Linked DNA regions of Homo sapiens: regions 1 and 2 are each linked to region 3. The links are chromatin loops, found by intact Hi-C in ENCODE. Cell type or tissue: GM12878. All regions are shown on one strand.

Evidence for each region. Hi-C counts contacts between places; a loop is a spot of excess contacts. Peaks named below come from ENCODE experiments on the same cell type or tissue, not always from the same donor. Only the 100,000 strongest peaks of a DNase experiment are listed, where the experiment ranks them.
Region 1: it touches region 3 in a loop (14-fold over the local background); 1 of 110 quality-filtered maps calls a loop at or near these places.
Region 2: a loop joins it to region 3, with 12 times the contacts of the local background. A loop is called at or near these places in 1 of 110 quality-filtered maps.

Annotation. Positions count from the first base shown.
Region 1 is chr19:27,971,809-27,975,808 of GRCh38, forward strand. All of the region lies in intron 3 of LINC02987 (long intergenic non-protein coding RNA 2987), which reads left to right. Among named protein-coding and RNA genes, the nearest start is that of LINC00662, 180 kb to the left of the region's middle. In GM12878, a CTCF peak has its summit at 2,349 (motif pointing right); a DNase peak (open chromatin) is centred at 2,593; H3K27ac peaks cover 340 bases.
Region 2 is chr19:28,127,827-28,131,826 of GRCh38, forward strand. No RefSeq gene overlaps it. Among named protein-coding and RNA genes, the nearest start is that of LINC00662, 340 kb to the left of the region's middle. RefSeq lists an enhancer at 2,710-3,255. In GM12878, no CTCF peak of the experiment used is centred here; a DNase peak (open chromatin) is centred at 2,255.
Region 3 is chr19:28,073,441-28,077,440 of GRCh38, forward strand. No RefSeq gene overlaps it. Among named protein-coding and RNA genes, the nearest start is that of LINC00662, 280 kb to the left of the region's middle. RefSeq lists enhancers at 2,085-2,144, 2,235-2,344. In GM12878, no CTCF peak of the experiment used is centred here; a DNase peak (open chromatin) is centred at 1,511; H3K27ac peaks cover 1,918 bases.

The sequences.
Region 1 (4,000 bases), 100 kb before region 3:
CAGTGTCTAGTCATCATTTGGATATATGGGACTAGAGCATGAATTTGTGGTAGAGATGCAGAGTGAAGAGTAATAGCAGCTGTTCAAATGCAGAGTAAGTGTGTAGAATAAAATTGGACAAGCCAGGCATGGTGGGTTCATACTTTTAGTCCCAGCTACTTGGGAGGCTGAGCTGGGGGGGATTACTTGAGCCCAGTAGTTTGAGTCCAGCCTAGGCCACATGGTGAGAACCCATATCTTGAGAAAAGAAAACATAAAGCCAGGTGTGGTGGTTCGCCCTTATAATCCCAGCACTGTGGGAGGCCACGACAAGAGGATTGCTTGAGCTTAGGAGTTCTAGAATAGACTTGGCAATAAGGTGAGGCCCCATCTCTACAAAAAAAGAAAGAAATTAGCCAGCCATTATGGCACATGCCTGTGGCCCCAGGTACATGGTAGACTGAGGCAGGGAGATTACTTGAGCCAGGAGGTGGAGACTGCAGTGAATCATGATCATGCCACTGCACTGCAGCTCGGGCAACAAAGTTAGACCCTGTCTTAAAAAAGGTAAAGAAAATTGAGAGACGATAGGTCTGTAAGGACTTATAGTGAGTAAAGGACAGGCCCCCAGAGGAGTAGCTGCTAGAATGGGAGGAGGAAAAGCAGGAAAGGATAATAAAAGAGTTAAAAGATGCTGTGGTCACAGTGCTGAATGCTGCCGAGAAGTGACTCATTCCATAAACACTCACTGGATACTGACTCTGTGTCACTCTTCTAAGTGCTGGGGTAGAAGGGAGGACAGGTTGAATACAGTTCTTGCCTTTATGAGCTTATGTTCTAGTGAGACACAAGTAGTTTTTCAGGTAGTGTCAAATAGCAGGAAGAGGAAGCTGGATAAAGGGATTCAGAGTGTCGGGGTGCTCAGTACTTTAGATAGAATGATAAGGAAGAGTCTCTCTAGAGAGCCAACATTTGAACAGTGACCTGCCCAAAGCAACGAAGGGAAGGAGTGCTGGCATTACAGGCAGCAGAGACAGGAATGTGTTTCACATGTGTTCACAGAACAAACAGCAAGGTGACCAGTGTGGTCAGAGTGAGGAATAAGGGAAGCAGTGGAGATAAGGCCACACAGGCAGGGCCACAGCTCACAGGGCCTTTTGGCTTCAGGCCATAGGAAGATGTTAAGGTTTTATTCCAGTTTGATAGGGGACTCATGTAGATCTTGAGCAGGGAAGTGAGTGCTGTTAATAAAGAGGTTATGGTGACTGCTTTGGGGAAAGTAGGCCATGGTTGGGAGGCAGATTGGAGGCAGAGAAGAGGGCTAAAAAGCAATTAGAGTGATACAGGTGAGCAATGAGAGATTGTGGCTCATAATCAACCCAGGCAGACTACCAGTGAAGGCAGACATAACAGGCATTGGAGACATTGCAGAAGGGTAACTCAAATGCAGGTATTTGGCCCCAGCAGCTAGGCAGATGGCAATGTCCTGTACAAGATTAGAAAAGGCTTGGGGGGTTGACTGTTGGGCTGGAGACTTCCAGTTTGTAAGTGTGAAGGCACCAGAAACCTAGGCAAGAGAAGTGTTGGAAGAGTAATGTCAGTGGGGCAGGCAGTGTACATTAAGGAGAGATGGAAGATGAGGAGCTGGCATGAGGGCATGGTGCTGTGAGCACCAATGAGATGACACAGCTGGAGGAGTAGTGGGGAGTGAGATGGGAACAAAGGAAACACAGTTAGATTGGGGAAAATCGCTAGTAGAGAGGCACAAAATCTTCAAAAAGAGGTGATTGTAGGAACAGTGTTCTGCAAAAGTGGAATGGGATCAACTGCACTGAGAAAAGTTGGCATCAGTGGGGAAAACATTTCTACATCTGAGCTGATGATCATAACCTTCAGACAAGAAATAAACTCGTATAAAATAAACTTTTTCCCTTTGTTTTGACATAAAGAGTTCAGGTAGCTCGCAGACATACTCTTCTGCAGAGCACCCTCTGAGGTAACACCTCCTCACAGCTCACCTTTAATCTTTACTCAGCTGTTCACTTTGCCCAATTCTTTGTAAAGCAGATGTTTGATAAATGTAAACTATCAAACATGTGCTAATTCATGAGATTGTCTCACAAACTACTCGGCAGGCTTAGAGGAATCCCAGGGATGCAGAAACTGGCAGCTGTTTCCACCTTTAAACCAACAGAATTGACTAAGTTGCAGGATGTAAGAGAGAATAAATTTTCATGAAGTGATCATGAAGATGGGAAAATAGGGGCTGAGAGGAGGGCCATTCTTTTATACACATGTGTTTTTTATCAAGCAACTGAATACTGAGAATGTTTTACAACCCCTGAGACCTGCACCTGCCATGCTGCTCTGCACAGCGGCCACTGGGAGGCTCTCTTGACCAGCAGTTTTTTAAGCTAGCACCACAAAAGGGTTAGTGTTTGTGAAAAGGAGATTAACATTTGCTCACTATCACATGGGTTTTATATATTCAAGCTTGACATGCCTGTAGAATTTCTATCTACCTCCCAGCTAAGTATGAGACATTACATTTGGTAGGCACTTGAGTATTTCCTGAACAACTTCAATCCACACTGGTCCTTAGTGTGTGCTGCCTTTTATGAGTGTGAAGATGATGACACTGCCTCTCTTCATGGTGGCCTTGGCTGACATATGCAGGCATTCTTGTCACCGAAATTGGGCTGGAAATTCCCATAGGCAGAGTAGGCAGCAGAAGTATCTGACCTATGATTGTAATGTGGTCTCTTGCTTTGCCTGACCAAGCAAAGTATGTAGAGCATAAGAATAAAAGACACTTTCTGGTCAAAACCAGAAGAAATCTGTCATTCAAAAGAGTTCTTATCAGAGCACTTAAAGTGAACTAAATCAAAGGCCAGTGCTCTATTTTGCATATTTACATAGAAAGACTCTTAAGTTATGTGGAGATAGACCTTTGCCCGACCAACTGGAAGAGATTGTCATGGGAGCCATTCTTCTCACCTCCAAAGTTTGGAAAGATGTGACTATATGGAATAGGGAATACTGCAGGCTCTTTGTGAACACTAGCATTAAAGACATGTGAGTTTCTAAGGTTTTTGTGAACTTTCTAACCATTTTCATTACCTTATTTGCTCCCATAAATGTAACACTTTAAGACATATTTTTAAAGGCTACAGTGTGCAGATAAGGAAAACACATAAAACCACATACTTCTTTATATCCAGCTTTAGTATAAAAGTTCATATCTTTTCACTGTTAATGGGTAGGTCTTGGTGAGTTACTGTTGTAATAATCTGCTCTGCTCATACATGGAAAAGTATTTTTCTGGTGGTTTTTGGCAAATACTTCACAAGTGCACTACCAGAACACCATAGCACAGTAAATATCTTTATGGCTTTTTAGAAGCTGTCTGTAAGTTCCAGTCTCTTTTTAAGGGACACATGTCTGGCTGTTGAAATAATTGGCCACTCTTAAGGTCTAGGGCCTCTGGACTATGGAGAAGTTATAGCCTCAGCCTCAGTCACACATTGTGTATTTGCTTTTGCTGATGTTTTCTCCCTTATATTTAAATGTCTGTTTTTTTATAGAAAACTTGAGATGCAGAATAGCCACAGATCCCTGTGCCCTCCCCATTAGGAGTGTTGCATGTGTTTAGAAATTGGGTTGATGAGTTTGCTGCTCCAGTGTTTCCTTGAGGCAGTATGCAAAAAATTGCCCAGGCATCACACAATGCCCACCACACTCAAGAGGCTCCTGGGGCACTCATACAACCACAGCAGCAATCTGTGGGACTTGAGTTACCAAGGAGAGTGCGAGAAATCTTGCTGAGTCATGGGGTTGCTCATAGACGGTGCCAACATGATACTGAAACATGGGCTTCATGGGGGCTTTCTTCCAGTCTGGCCTTACGACTGTTGTAAAGGGAAGAGCCTTGGAGCTTGTAAGCAGGGTGAGCTAGGGAAGCATTTCCACCAAACACTCTAGTAATGTCCACAGGACAGTGAGAATAGCTATATGGGTGACA
Region 2 (4,000 bases), 54 kb after region 3:
ATGTCTTTTCTTCTCCAATCCATTTACACATAGTAACTGCTGTGATTGTCGAAGAACAGTAACCTAATCTTACACTCTGCTTAAAACGCCTCCCACTTCTGTTAACAGGCTCTTTTCAGCTCTTCACCGTGGCCTTTGAGGTCTTCCTCATGTAACCCTGAGTGTGTCCTGGGTCTGTAACACTTGCATCACCCTCCAGGCTCTAAACCAAGGTGCCCTTTATACATTCTATTCCTCAAATACACATTTGTCTCTCGTTCCTTGTGCTCCTGCTTCTGCCTGTAACTCTTTCTTTTTTTGCCAGTTTCTAGTTATCTCAGATTTCCATCAAATAGGAGAGCCTTCTCTGAACCTCAGGACAAGTCAGGCTGCCCTATTCCCCACACACCCAGCACTCTGAGCTCCACAGCAAATGATACTTCCAGGGTTAAGTAATACAGGTTATGTTTACTTAGTTAACTCCATCTCTCCTCCATCACTGGAAGTCTCATTCTTATGTCTTTCTGGCTTTTATCGCCATGTGCTCAGCAGCCAGAGCAGAATCCAACCAAGAATAGGCAACAGATGTGTGTGAAATAAACTAAAAAAAAAAAAAAAAGACTCCATCCTGTGCAAGCCGGGTCTTCATTGGGAGAGCTTCTCAATTGGAAATCCTTAAGATGTCAATGGTTACCCAACCCCTTGTCAGGTGTGAGCCGGCCTGGTTTCTATGCCAATTGCTGTGGCTCATAAGAGGCTTATTCCAAGATTCTCAAGCTCATCCTCCAGTTAAGCCCTCTTAACATCAGGTTCTTGAAAAAGGAGGAAAGGCCTGCCTACTGAGCGCATGGGTGTAAAGGAAAAGAAAAAAAATGGCATCACTCACACAGCCCTCATTTTCCACCACCACCACCCTGGCCCCAGGATGGAAGACTTTTGCTTGGGGCTTCATTTGCCTTGGGATGGGTGTGGCTTACAGAAGATTCCTTCTGGACTATGGCTTAGATTCTCAGATCACTATAATTTCACCTCTCATGAAGAGGCAGAGAAAAAATCTCAGTTGAGTCTGTTTTGGAATGTCTTTCTAAGTGGAAAAGAATTTAAGCTTCATGAATGAGGGGCCGTTAGCCTTAACCACCATCACTTATGAAAGTGCCTTTACTGTGTTCAGTACTCACACCTTTAGCAAACTTCCCTGCCCATATGCACATGGATATAGCATGGATGTGTCCCCTCTAAATTTCATGTCAAATTGTAATCCCCATTGTTGGAGGTGGGGTCTGGTGGGAAGTGGTTGGATCATGGAGGTGGTTTCATCATGAATGGTTTAGCACCATTCCCTTGGTGCTGTTCTCTTGATAGTGAGTGAGTTCTTGTGAGATCTGATTGTTTAAAAGTGTGTGGCACCTTCCCTCTCTCTTTCTCCTGCTGCTGCCAGCTGAGAAGCCTGCTGCCCTTTCACCTTCCATCATAATTGGAAGATTCCTGAGGCCTCCTCAGCAGCAGATGCCTGTGTTATGCTTCCTGTACAGCCTGTAGAACTGTGAGCCAATTAAACTTCTTTTCTTTATAAATTATCCCGTCTCAGATATTTCTTTATAGCAAGGCAAGAATGGCCTAATACACACACTGCTGTCTATAAGAGCTGAGACAATTTATTTTCATTCCCAAAGTCAAAGGGAAATGGGGCAGTAATCACTCTGACTTGGTTTCTCCTAATGTCCACTAAGGAGGAGGAATCTGACTCTGGTAGCTCTCCATTATATCATTTTTAGGAAGAAGAGTAAGATTAAGAAATCAAAACATTATTCTGGCTGGGTTGCGTTGAATCGAGCCAAGCTGTATTTGATTCATGTTATGAACCAAAAAAATTCTGATGATCTGAATGCAGATTATGTCAATATCACTACTTCTGTCTTTATTGCTAAAGGGGAAGAAGATTTGCAAAGCACAGCCTCAACTCAAACAGTGACATCTGCTTAATCTTTTCCTTCTCAACCCCTGAGTTTAAATCTTCACCAACATAGCTTTGAAAAAAATGTCACTTACAGTGATAAATCCCTTAACATTGACTTTAGAAGAAAGCTTGTATAGCTTTCTCTCTTAAAATAACTTTTAAAAATAACTTTTCTGCAATTAAAGATAAAGATAAGTTCAAAAAGATGTTTATGAAGCGAAAGTAGTGAAAATCATCTACTCTGATCTCATTTTCTGTGACTCAAACCAGAAAGTCTAAATTCAACATGCCAAGTTAATCATTTGTTGTTAGGTCATGGCCTTCAGTAAAAACCTTCAAGCCACCAAGAGAGACTGCAGCTGTCATTCAAGAATGAGCCACCTCAAGAGGGGTCATAAAGGTCCACTTGACCTGTCTCAACCAGAGAACAAGTGGGGCCAGGAAAATCTACTCTGTAAATCTCAGAAGCCTCTAAACACAGATGTGACAGCATCTTCGCAGGCCCTGCAGGTGAATTCTTGGCCTGGCTTTAGAAGGAAGTATGATGTAAATACACTTGCAAAAGACAGCAGTGTGAGTCTGCCTTGAGCAGAAAGAGATCCGGAGGGAGGCACAGGAGGGAGGCTGCTTGATTATGGTGTTTGTGGGTGGGCTGGCCACGGCACTTCCCTGCCTATTCTGCAGTTGCTCTGCTTACGTGTCTTAAAGAGTTTATTTCCACACCATCTAGAGGAAGATTTAGAGGACAAATGAAATCATGATATGGGTGAGATAAGGTTATGAGTGTTGTTCACTAACAAATCTATTCAACTTTACAGGCCTGAGGCTGACAGTTCAGCTGCAAACACTCACTGGGAGTGGATGGCATGTGGGGAAAATAAAGAGAGATCAGATTGTTACTGTGTCTGTGTAGAAAGAAGTAGACATAGGAGACTCCATTTTGTTCTGTACTAAGAAAAATTCTTCTGCCTTGAGATTCTGTTAATCTATGACCTTACCCCCAACCCCGTGCTCTCTGAAACATGTGCTGTGTCCACTCAGGGTTAAATGGATTAAGGGCTGTGCAAGATGTGCTTTGTTAAACAGATGCTTGAAGGCAGCATGCTCCTTAAGAGTCATCACCACTCCCTAATCTCAAGTACCCAGGGACACAAACACTGCAGAAGGCCGCAGGGACCTCTGCCTAGGAAAGCCAGGTATTGTCTGAGGTTTCTCCCCATGTGATAGCCTGAAATATGGCCTCACGGGAAGGGAAAGACCTGACCATCCCCCAGCCCGACACCCGTAAATGGTCTGTGCTGAGGAGGATTAGTATAAGAGGAGGGCATGCCTTTTCCGCAGTTGAGACAAGAGGAAGGCATTTGTCTCCTGCCTGTCCCTGGGCAATGGAATGTCTCCGTATAAAACCCAATTGTATGTTCCATCTACTGAGATAGGGGAAAACCGCCTTAGGGCTGGAGGTGGGACAGGCGGGCAGCAATACTGCTCTGTAAGGCATTGAGATATTTATGTGTATGCATATCTAAAGCACAGCACTTAATTCTTTACCTTGTGTGTGCTGCAGAGACCTTTGTTCACCTGTTTATCTGCTGACCTCCTCTCCACTATTATCCTATGACCCTGACACATCCCCCTCTCCGAGAAACACCCAAGAATGATCAATAAATACTAAGGAAACTCAGAGGCCGGCGGGATCCTCCGTATGCTGAACGCTGGTCCCCTGGGTCCCCTTATTTCTTTCTCTATACTTTGTCTCTGTGTCTTTTTCTTTTCCAAGTCTCTCGTTCCACCTAACAAGAAACACCCACAGGTGTGGAGGGGCAACCCACCCCTTCAATGGCACCCATTGCTTTACCAGCCATTTCCTCAGCGAGTGAGCAAATACACACTTCAGGTGAGACAGTCCTTCTCTCACTGTGTCAGTGCCTGTGTTTTTGGCCAAAGGTAATGGCTTCAACCTAAAGTGGCTCAGATAGGGGGATTTAATTCCTCACATACAGAAACCCGGGATAGTTGATTCCAGGGTGGCTCAACTCTCATCAGTCTGTGGCTCCATCACGTCAT
Region 3 (4,000 bases):
GGCCTTCAGCTTTACACCATTGATTATGTTAGCTGTGAGTTTATCACCTACGGCCTTTGTTGTGTGGGGGATATGTTCCTCCTATACCTATTTTATTGAGAGTTTTTTTTAATCAATAATAGAAGTTGAACTTTGTCAAATGGTTTTTCTCCATCTGTTGAGATGATCACATGTACTTTTTCCTTGTTTGTGTATTCACCACATTAATTGATTCACATCAGCTGAACTACTCCCATATCCCAGAGATATATTTCACTTTGTCATGCTGTATGATCCTTGTAATGTGCTTTTGAATTCAGTCTGGTCATGTCTCATTGAGGATATGTGCATCTATGTTCATCAGGGATACTGGCTTGTGGCTTTATTTTCTTGCTCTTTTTCTGGCTTTGGTATCAGTGTGATGCCAGCTGCATCAAATGCATTTGGAAGTGTCCCCTCTACTTACATGTGCTGGAAGCATTTGATAAGGATTGTTATTATTCTTCTTTGAATGTTTGGTAGAATCCACTCACGAAGCCACCTGGTTCTGGGCTTTTCTTTTTTGGGAGGTTTTTGTTTGTTTTTTTAAAATATTATTCATTTTTCCATCTTTATTGAGGTATCATTAACAAATAAAAATGTATATGTTTACAGTATACAAAGTTATATTTTGATACTCATATTCATCATGAAATGATTTCCCCCAATCAAACTGAGTAACATGTTCTTCACCTCACATACTTATCATTCTTTTTGGGATATGGTAAAAACGTTTATGATTTACTCTCTCAGCAAATTTTACACATTCAATACAGTAATATTAACTAGTCACCATGCTGCACCTTTGATCTCCAGAACCTATTCATCTTGCATAACTGAAACTTGGAACCCTTTTACCAATATCTCCCTATTTTCCTCACCTCTCAGTCCTCGGAAACCATCATTCTACTCTTGGTTTCTGTAAGTTCAACTTCTTTAGATTCCACATATCCTGCGATTATGCAGAATTTATCTTCTGTGTCTGGCTTGTTTTGTTTAGCATGCCCTCCAGGTTCATTCATGTTGTGGCAAATGATAGAGCTTTCTTCTTTTTAAGCCTGAGTAATATCCTATTGAGTATATACAGTGCATTTTCTTTATCTATTCATCCATTGATGGATGGACACTTAGTGAGGGTGGCATGTGGATAGGAGGCGTTCTGCATTTCTCCAGTTAGATCTCAGTCTTTATTGAGCCTGTGTCTCTGAACTTCACATGGGTTTCTCAGGCTTCTCCCACGAGGTCGCAAAGGATAGCTAAGGTGGACTGGAGCTGGACATTTCCCTCCCCCAACACAGAGGGCTGGAGCTAGCTGAGATCCAGTCTCACTTTCCCTACCTAGGTCAGTGAGGTTCTGATAAAATCTTAGAAAACTTAGGTTCTGGTTAAGTAGTTTTGCCTGAGGACAGACTTTGTTAAGCACAGAGCATTCTGGTAGCATGAGTATTTCCCCCCAGTATTTACTGTGAGAACCTGGTTGAGCTACTGGAGGTCAAAACCACAAAACGATCTCGCTTCCCCATGACTGAGTGCCCCTGGTGTTTTTAGTTCTCAGGCCAGTCCACAGCCAGCCTCTAGCAGCTTCATTGCAGCTGAAGCTCTCCTGCCCTAGCCTGGCTCCCACAGAGCTTTCTGCACTTGTGTGTCTTGACTCCCTGCATTCATTTTCCTGTCTCTGTAATTTTGAAAGCAGCAGTTGCCCCATGAATTTAATTATTTTGTGAATCTATGATGAATAGTTGATTGTTCAGCTTTGTTCTTTTTGTTAACATGGTGTATCAGTCCATTTTCATACTGCTATGAATAAATAGTAGTGTGGGTAATTTATGGGTAATTTATTACTGGGTAATTTATGAAGAAAAAGAGGTTTAATGGACTCACAGTTCATATGACTGGGGAGGCCTCCCAGTCACAGTGGAAAGCCAAGGAGGAGCAAAGTCATGTCTTAGGTGGTGGCAGGCAAGAGCCTGTGCAGGGGAACTCTCCCTATTTGCCGATGACATGATCATATAGGTAGAAAAGTGATAGTGAGACTTATTCACTATCACAAGAACAGCACAGGAAAAACTTGCCCCCATGATTCAATTACCTCCCACCAGGTCCCTCCCAAGACATGTGAGGGTTATGGGAGCTACAATTCAAGATGATATTTGGGTGGGGACACAGACAAACCAGATCACATGGAATGGTGACTTCCAAACTCCTTATAGGCAGAACCCCAGACTGCAGGGGTGATGGCAGGAGGCAGTGCATGGTTAGGAAGCTGCACAGTCATCCTGTTCAGAGGAGATCAGGCTCTGGCCAGGTAGAATAGGTGGAGGGACAGAAGCAGTCAGGTGTGGACATGCTGTGAAGCTACAGAGAGGGGCTCTGCCGATGGAGTGGAGATGAGGTAGAGAGAAGACAGAAGTCAAGAAAAACAAAACAGTGGGAACCTGAACACCTGTGGGGATGGAGCTGCTCTCATGGAAGAGGAGGATGAGGGAGGTTGGGCTCAGGGGAGGGGTCTAGAGCTTGGGCTTGGTGTGTTAGATGTCAACATAGAGATGTTGTGGCAGTGGCTGTGTAGCTATGAATCTAGACTAAATGAAAGAGTGTGGAATGGATAAATACAGAGGTCATATCAGTATGGGTGGCATGTAAAGCCAAGGGGCTAGGTGAGACCAGCAAGGGGATGAGTTTCTGAAGAACAAAAGTGACGCAAGAACTCATTCATGAGTCAAAGCTAATGGTAACAGGTTTGAGAGAAAAATAGAATCCAACAACAGAGAAACAGAAAGGATGGCCAGTGAGATTGGAAAGAAAATAGCCCACTGAACTGGAAGCTAAGTAGTGGAGGCATTTCAGGGAGAGAGGGATGGACTGTGTCAAATGCGGCCAGTAGAGAAAAGTCAGAGGGACCTATTTGGGTGATGGGAGTGTTCTAAAATGGAATTGTGGTGCTTGTTTAATTCTGCAGATTTTGTTTTAAATTAATTGAGTTGGGTGAATTTTAGGACATGCAAATAATAGCTCAATAAAGTTGTTTCATAAAATATTAGCATATATCAACCCAGATGTTCTACTCCCAGAGAAAATAAAAGCTCATATTGATCAAAAGGACATATGCATATATCTATAATATATTCATAATACCCCACATTTGAAAATAAACAAAATGTCCATGAAATATTTTGTGTAATATTTGTCTCAGTAATATAAAATGTCATATTACCGAAACAAACAGAGTGAACTGCTTATCTACACAAGAACAGATAAGTTTCAAAAACACTTTGAGCAAAGCAGGCAGAGATCAGAAAGCACATTGTAATTGATTCCATGACCTTGATGCTGAGGCTCAACTGGGATGTGTTCAGAGCAACCTTCTCCAAGGCTGCGTGAGTCAGGGCGAGTGGACACTGATTGGAAAGGAACTGGGGGGGATTTCTGTGTTGATACACAGGACTCATACCTTGATAGGGTTGCAGGACGCAGTGGGGGTATAACATTTTAAAGGCTTATTCAAGCTATACACTTAAGATTGGCACCTTTCACTATATTTTAATTGTCTGTTGATACACATACAATAAGAAACAGGTAAAGAAGACTGATTACTAGACAGTAAGGAGACAAGCATGTTTATTTACTAATCCTCCTTGATGGTGACCATGAAACTGACTAGTATAGGCTGCCTGTTCCTGGTTGATTCCAGGTGGAATGCTGAGGTGTTCCCCAGGGTTTGTTGTGGTGCAGAATCCATGGTTGCAGGGATGGAGGGGCCGGGATCTTCTGTGAAACTTCGTTTGGGGCTGATATTTACGAAATGTGTGAGGTGATATATAAGATGCTGCCCAATGGCTTCAGTCCACAACTCACTTTCCAAAGCCATCAGGGGAGACACTGGTCTCATCAGCTTCTTGGTAGGTCTTTTATTTTTGTTCAGACTTGTTGAATCTGTTAGAAGCTGACTTTATGTAAGACATGAAAAGTGACTCACAAAACA